2 separate regions of the Homo sapiens genome follow, and region 1 is linked to region 2. Evidence: chromatin contacts called from ENCODE Hi-C data. All regions are on one chromosome and are shown on one strand. Each heading gives the region's core, a stretch centred on a gene start or an enhancer-like site at or near the end of the contact. The rest is flanking DNA. Distances are from core to core; before and after follow the strand shown. Region 1 overlaps ENOX1 (ecto-NOX disulfide-thiol exchanger 1). Region 2 overlaps ENOX1 (ecto-NOX disulfide-thiol exchanger 1).

Evidence for each region. Hi-C counts contacts between places; a loop is a spot of excess contacts on that map. Pooled maps may share reads with other maps.
Region 1: a map of Caco-2 shows a loop between it and region 2 (4-fold over the local background). The contact joins two enhancer-like sites. A Hi-C loop is called at or near these places in 1 of 168 maps with a recorded cell type or tissue (Caco-2), 2 of 37 single-sample maps with no recorded cell type and 3 of 50 pooled maps.

What each region holds. Positions count from the first base shown.
Region 1 is chr13:43,663,598-43,669,221 of GRCh38, forward strand. ENOX1 (ecto-NOX disulfide-thiol exchanger 1) reads right to left here. Exons shown (of 17, transcript NM_001347969.2): 2 at 3,882-3,947. Among named protein-coding and RNA genes, the nearest start is that of ENOX1, 120 kb to the right of the region's middle. Within about 2 kb of position 1,411, at least 6 of the 41 ENCODE cell types and tissues checked have a DNase peak (open chromatin) inside an H3K27ac peak, as active enhancers do.
Region 2 is chr13:43,300,574-43,306,682 of GRCh38, forward strand. All of the region lies in intron 11 of ENOX1 (ecto-NOX disulfide-thiol exchanger 1), which reads right to left. Among named protein-coding and RNA genes, the nearest start is that of ENOX1-AS2, 150 kb to the right of the region's middle. RefSeq lists an enhancer at 2,704-2,933. Within about 2 kb of position 2,543, at least 10 of the 41 ENCODE cell types and tissues checked have a DNase peak (open chromatin) inside an H3K27ac peak, as active enhancers do.

The DNA.
Region 1 (5,624 bases), core at 161-2,660, 360 kb after region 2:
TCTCCCACATAAATTATAATATACTTGATACTATGCCCAGAACAATTTTTGGCACACGTCCAAAGGGTACTACATGAATGAATGAATGAACAAACGAATGAACAAACAAAACAGAGTGGTCATATGAACAAGCAAGAAAAAGGTAAGAAATGCTTGGAAAGGATAATCGTAGATTTAAAAAAAGGAAAGTAAAAATATGAAAGAATTACAGAAATTTGACAGAGTTTAGTGGTAACTAAATGTAGATGAAAGAGAATTCCAAGCTTCTGAGTTCCCTGCCAAAAGCCACTGCTCTTCTTCCTCATTTTTATATTACCAGCTCATAAGCACTTAACATAAACTCATGATTTAAATGAAGCAAAGATGGACCCATCAGAGGGAGAGGCAGAAGATCCTACAGAAAGCAGACATTAAGATTCCTATTTTAACTGATTTGTGTACAAAAATTTTCTGAAAAATGTTGATAGAATTTTGAAGTATAATTTGTTTAATTAATATACTTTCCATAATATAATAATTACATTCTAATGTCAGAGATCTAAGAAAAACTTACCATGTTAATTATTAACTAAAAAGACATAAGAATCATTTTTCTCATTTGCCTTTTTTTAAAATCAGAGTTTAACAAGTTAGCAAATTATTATCAAGTCCATGAGAATCTTATAGCTGAGTTTTCAGAAATGTGAAATTAGAGAATGCAAAATGGAGTAAAGACAAAGCAACAACAATAAAACTTGTTTTCCATGTTCAAGGCACCTGAGGTTTTATTTCTGGGTTATTTTCTCCTTAATAATAGAGAAGTGTTAGATACACATAAGTTAATTATTAAAATAAGACTTATTGGGATGTTATAATTGTTGTAGCACACACTGTAGAGTACTTCACTGGCTATTTTGGGACAGCTGAATTACTAGAATATAATTGCTCACCAGGCCCTACCTGCAGCCAGCAAGGGCTGGCCCACCATCACTCTGTTTGATCACTGTATAACCAAAACAAATTAACTGTTTCAATTTTAATGAAACCTATAGACATGCCCACAAGCCACACTAGGAGAGTTCATGTGAAAAGTTATGGGAGACCTCTAATCAAGGGTAGTAAGCTCTTGCATAAAATGGAAAAGAAAAGTAAGCAATGGAGACACAGGATGAAGTTATACATCTATATTTGGTATTTGGTGGAACTCTGCCTGCATGCATCACACATGCCATAAATATTTGCTGTTTGATTTACCAATTTTCTTAGGACTAATGTCAGAAAAATGCTAAAATGAATTTCTACTTTCATTTTCATTTTCTACTGCCTGTCATCATCTTATAAATCCACTGCTGTCTAAGCCAATGCTATCAGTTGGCCATAGGACAGCCTGCAGCCCCACCCCCAGGAACACAAAATCTCCTGCGGGGCTGGAAAAGCTTGTAAGTAAATGATTCCACCTTCCTGGAGGCCTGGGCCTGACCCACACAGTCAATCTCTAGACACTGGTCTGCCTGCTTACAGCAGCTCCACACAGCACTAATCCAGGGGCTTAAGTGAATTTGCAGGGCTCCTAAAGATGCCTACCTCACTCCTAGGAGGAGATCTGACCCTGGACTTTCACTCTTCTCAGCAGGAGGCTCCCTTTTGCTATTAAAAAGGTAATCCTTTCCTGGAAGTAACAGTAGACATGGCTAGAAAGCACTACCCCAAGAGGAAATAAAGGGTTTCCCAAATAAGCAACTCTAAAGAACAGATCATTTAAGTGCTACCTTGAGACCAGTATCCTAATAATTTATCAACACCCAAATCTGAACACTCAAAAGATAACTTGTAATAATGTTGAGTTAAGGATGCATAAAGAAGGAAGAAGACGCGATTAGGGCAGATCTATTTCAGGATAGCATTTAGAGATTAAAGCCAGAGAAGAGAATGTTAAATTTAATAAGTGCAAAGAGATGCAGCTGGAAAGAAAGAATAGCCTGGCTAAGTATGATTTAAACGGTATTGAATTAGCTGGAAAGATATCTTGATATACTGATAGAGGCGGCATGTAAATTGGCAGTTCAACCTGCGATGCCAACACAGACAGCAGTACCGGCTCACACAAAGGGCTATATTTTATAAAAACCCCATCTGCTACTAATTTTAAAGGAAAACTCTTATCTCATTTATGAGGTTGTTTAGCCTGGACTAAACTGAAGGCAAGAGCTCCCTGAGGACAAATGCCAGCGTAATACCTGCCCACCTCTGGTCACTGCACTTTGCTTTGTCAAATTAAATTTGGCCATGGCCTTTATAGTCCTTGCCATTCGCTAATTCAACAAATATTAAGCAGCAGGCACCATACTAGATGCTTTAGGGTTATCTAGAGGAATTCACTTCAGGCATGCCTTGAATATATTACAGGCTCGGTTCCACACAAACTTTTTGGTTTGCCAGTGCGTATAAAGTTATGTTTACACTATACTATACTCTATTAATTGTGCAATAGCATTATATCTAAAAATGAACACACCTTAATTTAGAAATCCTTTATTGCTAAAACAATGTTGATACAGGAACACAGTGTAAGCATGTGCTGTTGGAAAAATGATGCTGATAGACTTGCTGGATGCAGGGTTGCCACAAACCTTCAATTTGTAAAAAAACATAGTATCTGCAAAGCTCAATAAAACCAAGTGAAATAAATTGAGGTATGCCTGTACCCCTATAGTGCTATTGGCTGAATTGTGTACCCCAAAAAGATGCTGCAATCCAAATCTCTCATACATATGAATGTGACATTTTTAGAAATAGAGTCCTTGCAGATGATCGAGTTAAGATAAGGTCATTAGGGTGAACCCTAATCCAATATGACTGGTGTCCTTACAAAAAGGAAACCTGGACATAGACACAGACACACATGTAGGGAAGACAGTGTAAAGACACAGGGAGAATGCCATCTATAAGTCAAGGAATGCCTGAGGCTGCCAGAAGGTAGAAGAAAGGCCTGCGACAGATTCTCCCTCACGGCCTAGAAGGAAGCAACCCTGCTGACACCTGGACTTTGGACTTCTAGAATCCAGAACTGTGAAACAATAAATTTCTATTGTATAAACCAGCCAGTTTGTGGTGCTTTGTTAAGGCAGTCAGATGAGACTAATACAGACTGGGTCACAAAATAAGCAAGTCCAATAACAAAATTACCATGGTCATCAGAACTCCTAATGTGGGTCTATCTATGGAAGCTTTGGCTCAGTTAATGGGTCCAGGTTTGGTCACTGGATGATATAGATCACTGTCATCCACGTCAGTTCTATAAAGGGCATCAAAGAAAAAGATAGCTCATATCCTAAGGAGAGACTAACCCAATGGGGACTGTTTAATCCTCTAAGAAGGTGATTAGAAAGAAACAGAAGCAATAAAGGTTAATGGAAAATTAATCTCAAGTGACCTGTTTGGGCAAATCAAAGTTGTGAGACATGTACTTATTTCTAAAGAAAATGCAAAGGAAATTTAGAAGGATAACTTTAGATAAGGGGACAGAGATAAGACTTTAATTAGAAGTCTTCAATATTCATGTATTTACATAAGTGTTGAAAAGATAAAGGCTTCATGATAAGGTGATAAAGATGAACAATGGTAGTACCTTTATGAAAACTCTATAGAAGTTGGAAAGAGATTTCAAGTGACCAGTCCTATTTCCTTGCTGGCTGTTTACAGAGGCCCTGTCACAGGTACTTTGTAAATGCTCCCCAAATGCATGTTAGTTCAGAGATCTTCTGCCACAGGCCCTCTGAACCCCAGATATAACTAAGACACACATTAGAGAATGATGCCAGAGGTATAATTAAACTACATCCCTTCCCATATGGTGACAACCAACCTGCTTGTTATTTGTGGTGCACATACCATCCCTTTACCTGAGCATGGTGAGCTCTCTCTCCTCCACATATTATAAATACGACATCATGCTGGCAGCAAAGGACCTGTAAAATAAAGGCCATCTTGTTAGAAAAAACTTCAAACATCAATTTCAGAGAGCTGACTGAACATATATATGTAAGCAGATGCAAGGTTTCGCCTGCAAAGTTCGAGCTGAACATAGCCCTTTCCATTTCTGGCCACTGCAATTGAATGCCCTTGGAGAAGGTCTCCGCATGGTGCTAACTTGGTAACAATCAATAAATGTGAAGGTCTCATCATAAACAAAGCCTCCGAACTGTCAATCTTTCAAAGAGTATTTCTGCTTTAAAAGTAGTCTTTGTTGCTAAAGTAGCTACACTAAAGCCAGTGCTAGGGCCAGGGCCTCCCAAATCTAAGAAAGCCTAAATAAATAAAGCTGTGTGTTAATTAATGGCAGTACAATCTAAAAATGTCATTCAGAAGCAGTTTTAGGGGTTGACTGGTATCAGACGTACTGTTTTTAAGTATGAGAAATTCTTGCAAGTTTCCAAATTGAAATAAGAGTTACACACTTATAAGCTTTCTCTCAGGAAATTTGTTGTTCTGCAAACTATAAAGTGCACCTAGATATTTTCATAGGATAAATCCCAACTTTATTTTCTAGAAAGTATTTTAAAGCCTTGTTACTCAGAGTGTGGTCCACAGGCAGCAAAATCAGCCTCACCAGTGAGCTTGAAGTGCTGAATCTGAGAACCCACCTGAGACCTACTGCAACAGAATCTGCATTTTAACAAGATCCTCAGATAATCCCTTTGCACATTAAAGTCTGAGAAGCATGGTTTTAAAGTGCCTTATACATCAGGCCTGTGAGTGCTAGAATCATAAGAAATAGGTTGCCCCGAACTTCAAGACCATCCTCTGGTATCTAAAACTTAATGGAATCACAATTCCTCTATTATAATTGCACGAATCTGGAAACAAATATTCTACTAAACTCTCCAGAAACACCTTACATCTGGCTAAATCTCTTTTCTTTCCAGAACATGTAGACTAATTGTAAACAGATAACTAAAAGCATAGCCAAATTTGGAAGTATTTTACACTCTAAAGACCAGCATCTGTAGACATTGAAGATAGACATTATTTGTTCCATAACTAGGTGCTCAGTAATAACTAATACTGTGTAAAGAGCCCCAAAGTGGAAGGATAAAAATTACCACATGGCATGATAGATCTAATAGGGAAAGGTCAGCACAAGAAGCCAGGGGCAGGGGAAGGTACTGGTACACACTTAGAAAGTACCTGACCCAGGTGGGAAACACTGGGAAGGCTTCCTGAGCTGAGTATTGAAAAAGGATGAGGAAAGATCTTTTAAGAAGCAGTCCGCCTACAGGTATAGTGAATGAGGGCAGGTCACTAGACCAGCAAGGAGCCAACTACCTTATTTCAAAAAAATATCCAAATGTGATTTTATCAAGTTTTTTCAGCTTCTTTAATATTTGTATGCATGAGCTATAAATGTGACAGCCCTTAGGAACACGTCTCTTCCCTTTCAACTATCCTACAAGACAAGGAGGAATGGCAAACATCAAACACAAGATGCACTACTCAGAAGTCGGCTGCAAACTGCAAGGGGGCAGGAATAGCAGAACTGTACCTCCACATTTGCTATTTGATCACACAGAGTGTCAATGAAACTGCAACCAGCAATACGGGGACCATAAAGAGAATCACATTAAAGTTAATACAAAAGTCAGGAA
Region 2 (6,109 bases), core at 1,293-3,792:
GGCAAGAAGGAGAGAAACTCGACCAAAAGCCAAGTGTTTGCCTGGAAGCAGTGAGAGAAAGGGAATCCACGTCAGGTGATGGGAGAAGATGGGGAAGGTTAGGTTCAATGGAGTGGCCAATTGAGAACCACTGACAGCGCTTGGAGTAGTGGAAGGACATGATGAAATTGGGATTTAGGAACATTAGTTTGGCAATGGTGCATGGAATGAACTGGAGGCTGAAGAGAATGAATAAAGGAGATTTCATTTGGTGTATGTGTGTGCAAAACCAAGGAGCAGCCACTTTTACAGTTTTCAGAGACCTACTCATAAAATCAGAAATTATCCAGCACATAACCCGCAGCATGAGCCAGTGCTTTTTAACATTGTGCAGCCCAGCTTCAGATCTTGTCCACACCCTGAGATACCACCTCCTGACAGCTCCGTTTACCAAGCCATAAGGAAATGGTTATGAGGATTCATTTGTGAGAGGGATGTTGTAATAGGGCAAAATCACAGAAAATGCAAATGATGAAGAAAGTGTTGGCACTGCATAGGCACATTACTACATTTAGTAGCATTCAAAGACACTTAAGTCATTTCCTTAGGAAGCTCTATTTGGCCCTTTTTCAATTCAGAGTGGCATTTTTATTATCATAACTGATAGCAGGTGTTTGTGAAGAAATCGATTAGTACGCAGGGATGGAAATTACATTTTCCAAATGAATTGCATAGTCTGCAAGATATGCTGAAATCTGTATAGCAAAATGCAAGCAGCTATAAAGCATGTGCCAACAGCATTATTTAAATAAATTATCTGAACATAAATACATATAGGAAAGTGTACCATCCATTATTTTAGGGGATCTCTTACAAACCTATGGAATGGTACTGCTGAGAGTTCTTATTCTTGGCTAAGCCAAGTGACTACAGTGCCTGCCAAGCAGTATATAATATTGTTTGCATTCCCGGAATAGGAATGTGATATCATCATATTAAAAAAACCCACAACAGCTGTAATTCCCCCACCAAAAAAAAAAAAAAAATCAATACCATAGCAAATTCCATCAACATTTTTATAATTGGGGCACATAACTGATTTACATTCCTGATTAAATGATTTCAAGCTTGGTTTTTACAAAAAAATTTTCGTTACTCATGTGGCAGCAAGTAGTTATCTTCTAAAGGGTGAGAAATTGTATATTGACTCCACTTAGCTTCAGGCCACCTGTTTGTAAACACCACTCAGTGTCATACTGCAGCCCTGAATCTATTCCTCAGACAAGGCTGCCTGGAAGAGGCTATATTATGTTTCTTGGGCCAGAGCGCTAACAGAAAAAAAATCCTAATAATTTCTGACTTAATATAACTTCTCAGTATATTAAAAATTCAGAAATTGGAAAGGGAAACTTTTTATTTCTCTCTCTTCTCTTTCTTTCTTTCTGGAATACTGTACTAAATTAAAGAGTTTTGAAAAAATGTGTCATCAAGCTTCCATAATAAAATTTACCTTATGAGACTGCACAATGAATCCACTATCCAAATAAGTATAAGGATTAAAAAAAAAAAAAGTACAGTGTGCATCTTTCGGTAGGAATTCCTAAGGAGTGCACCGAGTGCCAATAAATGGAATATGTAAGAGACACCCCATGTGGATTACCAATTTCCGATAATAAAAAAAGAATAGAATTAGACACCTTAAATGTCAACCGGACTGAATGTGATTAAATATTTTGTTGGTGATTTTAAAGGCACTGCTGAATCTAGTGGTGCCTCTGGATTACCATCAATTAATTCACCAGCCACCCATTTATGTATTTATTAAGAAAACATGGTGAGGAGCTGTAGCATTCACAAGAAGCTTAAGGCCAGCACAGTCACCCATTTCTAGTTACTCAGTAATTTAGAAAAATTCTGAATACTGGAATTTTCTGATTGGATCAAAAATGAAATAATAAAATTGGAAAAATTTTGCTAGGCAAGATTGTTATACTTCAAAACTTAGCACTAGACTAAAAAATGACCAAAGTGACACTAATGTATGAAAATCAATCCAAAGGTTGAACGGCACTGCTGAAGAAAAGGCTTAAAGGTATTGCGGCATCTTGTTATATTCTTTACTAGATTCTATATAAACCATTATTCTTTATATTAATTATGGTCAAAGTGACCTCCTCTTCTGTCTCCTGTCTTACTGTGTTTCCATGGGAACAGATAATGCCATGCTTAACTTCTTTAAGTAAATAATCTGGAGAAAGCCTTGAAATCTCTTTTACCAGCCTGAGCCAGCCTCAGAAAAATAGTTAGCAATATATGAAAAATGTAAGTTGTTTTGGGTTATGTCCCAGTAAGCTGACAGTCTGTTAATATCTTTTTCATGCTCAGGCAAGATGTAACTAAATAATAAAACATTTTAACATATCGTTTCTAACAATATCTGTGTTTCTCCAGAACTCTTAGTCTTTGTGTGTTTGGGGAACTCTGTGTTTAACATTCCCCCTCCACTTTGCCAGATGTCCTCCTGAAATGCTGGAAGGACGCTGCTGAACTGTAGATTTCCTTCCCACATGCAAAGAAAGTCTTTTTCAAGAATTTCATTGGCTGCTACCCAGGAAGGCAGTTGTACCGATAGCCCCTGAACACAGGAGGGCAGAGGCAGGCTGGCCTGGCAAATGTCACCACAATATCTGTGTGCCTTCAACGGCTGCCTCCTCAGCCACGATCCTGCCTCCTGCTCCACTAGGAAAGGGAGCTGTAGTTATGGCCCAGTGACAGGGACTCTCTCCAGCTTCTATCTGCTTCTCTGCATTCTGAATCTTCTTGTGAGGTGCCTTGAGGCCTTTAGAAGCTATTCTGTGGCAGAGACATTATCACGCTGTGTACTCAAACTCATGCTTCTCTTTGTATAGAGCAGTGTTGCTCCTGAGAGGTGACTGCCCTAGAGGGTGCCATGTGAGCAGTCTCATCAATGGAGTGTGAGGGGGAGTGAGGATGCCTTCTGCACAGTCCCTCAGTCTCTGCCTGCTGCTGGAATAGGCTTGGGTCTCTGAGTCACCACATGGAGGAAAGGTGCCCACAGGCCCAGAATATCTGCCTTGGACTGTTGTGTGCCCAAAAAGTAACACTTTTTTTTTTGGTTAGGCCATCTTTATACAGCAGCTGGTGTTACTCTAACCCAGTGTTCTCCAAACATTGGCCTGCATTACAAGCTCCTGGCGGGCATATTAAAACACACTTTTCTGGGCCCTACCCTCAGTTTCCAGTTCAGTTTGTCTGGGAGGAAGCCCAAGAATTAGCATTCTTCCAAGTCCCCCAGGTGGTGCTGATGCTGCTGGTGCAGAGACCACACTTTGAGAGCCACTGCTCAGACCGCTGCTCATTCTATCCCGATTCCTAAACTGGGGTTGTGGTTGGCTTGTTTGGAGAAATGCTTCTGAAAGAACCACATGCTTGGCTTGTCATTCTGGTTTTATTCCTTGATCTCCTTTTGTATGAGCCCCGACTCCATGTTCTGCACCTGGGAAGGCAGCCCTGTTGCATCCCTGTGCCCAGGTCCCATGAGCTCAGCTTGCCCCGTGCCCTGGCTATCTCCTATGGAAGATTTGGGCAAAAGGCACAGTCACTATTCTGCTTTCTTCAAATAACAGTAGCAGTAATGGGAATAGCAACAGTGGTAGTGACAGCTAATGATTTTTATGTGCCAGGCACTGAGGTAAGCATATTCTTTACACAGTATCCTTTCACCATCATGAAAACATGATACAGTCAATATGATTATTATTTCTATTTTCCAGATGATGGAAGTGAGTTTATGGGAGACAGAGGTTGCTGGTTGGAGGTAAAAGGTGTGGCTCTAGGACTATATTCCTCCATGTAATGCCACCAGGCTAGCTTAGCTCCATGTAAGTGCCGCCCATCCCAGAGAAAGGAGTAAACCAGGGACCCTACTGTAGTGGCTAGTTTGCTCCTAACAGAAGTAAAACATTCAATTTCTGGCTCTATCTGGGGAGTGTTCTGCTGGAGAGAGACTCTGCTATGAAAGCAGAGAGGATGATCCTGTTTTAAAATAAACATGCAGGTATTTTCTGCAGGACAAACTTGGGGATGATTTATGGAGAAGTTAAACTCACTCTTCAGGAAATCTTGAGGCCTGGCTGGAACCACTTAGGGATCCTACTTTCTGCCCTGTGTCCCTCTCCTCTCAAACGGCCACACTGATACCCACTAATCCCAGAGCTCAAGAGCCTGAGTTGCTAATAATGCTTTATTGAGAGAGTTTTGTCCATAGACCCATGCTGATCTCAGGATTCCCAAAGATCCAGTATGAGACTATTCACCCCATCCATCTGAACTCACCTATGTTTGATTTTTAAGGTGTCTGTGCCTTCAGTTAGAATAAAGGTGACAGAAACTCCTCTGCGTTATGCTGACCTCCCATGAACTCTGTCCCCTGAGTCTACTTTGCTTGGGCTAATGAAGGCCAAAGACAAGGACCAGTACCATGTCAGAAGATTAACAGAGGCTTGGGGTCCTTCATCATTGGTAGCCTCATTCTCAGTGGCTGCTGTTGCCATCAGTGCCTCCCAGTGGCCAGGCACAGAGCTGGAAAGTATCCTAGGATGACATCTGCCAACAGCCAGTCTCCTGCTGGAGAGCCTCTTATGGTACCAACAAAGTACAATTGATCTGCTTTTCAATAATACCTGTATCACCACTGATCAATCTTCCTCAAATTGCTCACGGAAATTTCTTCTGCTACATTTTTGCAGGATTATTATTATTACAACTTAGCATTGACATAACATTTCATATGTGCAGTGTGTATTCGAATCTGCACATTAGCTATTATTAGGGAAAGCTAAACAGAAGCACAATGCAGTGTCTATTTCCATCTTTGTGTGAGGCCAGCGGAATAAGGGTAATTTCGGGAGTGCAGGGTAAGCTAGATCCTGTTACGATGATGGCTTAAATGTGAGTCTGGAGGCACAATGGGCAGCAGGTGACTCAGGAAAAAAAAATTCTCTGCTCCTTCCTCCAGAGAGCTCTTCCTGAGGAAGTACTCTGCACCAGCAGCAGAACTAGGAGGTGCTGCTGGGCTGCTGCCACTATGGAGACTTCACATCATGCCTCATCACTTTTCCATTTACATTACTATCCTCTGCTCCGACCCAAAACCATCCCCATTTTCCTCAGAGGAAAATAAGCAAAGGAAAGAGACATGTTCACTTCTTGCAAAAGCAGGATAAGTCTGTCATTTAAAACACTGTTGAAGGATGCTCTGTCAGGTGAGGATGCCTTTAGAGTCCTCCGGGAAACACATCAGAAGTGAACGCTGCAAGCATGAGCTGAGCTCCCTACTCTAAGCCAAGCCGGGGACAGGGCAGGGAAGCAGAGCTCTCAGCCCCTGCCCAGCCTGGCCTGCGCAGCTCCCAGCCCAGCCGCAGGAAGAGCTACAGATATGGAACCTGGTAGAAACTGGTTAGAAGGGCTCCAGGAGGGGCCATCCTCACACTGTGTAGTGGGAGTCAAATAAGGGAGAGAAGGCTTCTGGCTGGAACATAAGAGCTGGGGGAGGCTCTTTATGGAAGGCAGTGGTTGAGCTCACACATTGAAAAGCTGAAGGAAAGCAGAGTGGGACTGCTGCACAGTGGACACTGCTTTACCAAAAGATTCGGCGATCTCCAGGAGGATGTGCCATGGCTATGGAGAGGCGAGCAGGCTGCTTCCTACTGAGCCCCAAGGCCAGGCAGGAGCATCTCAGGAGGGGGCACTTTTCCCCACTCTTCCTTTTCTTTTAATTCGATTTTAGTTTTCTTTTTCACTTTCAGTCCCTATTTTGATTTCCAAGATTATAGGGCCATTTAAAAAAAATCTTCTAAAGGCTTTAAAGATTCTTTTTTAGGAAAGTCAGGCTTAGCTAAGCCAAGCTAGACAATAAAATGACACTGGCTTTCAGGAATTGTACCCCCTCCCCTGCAGACAGTGCACCTCCCTTGGGTGTAGTACTCCACCATGGGCTTGGCTCTGTGTGACTTCATCCTAACTGACAGTAGTTGGTCTTGGCCAAAGACAGAAACTTTAAACAGCAATCCTTCCCTCCAAAACAACTCCTCTCATTTTCTCACCAATC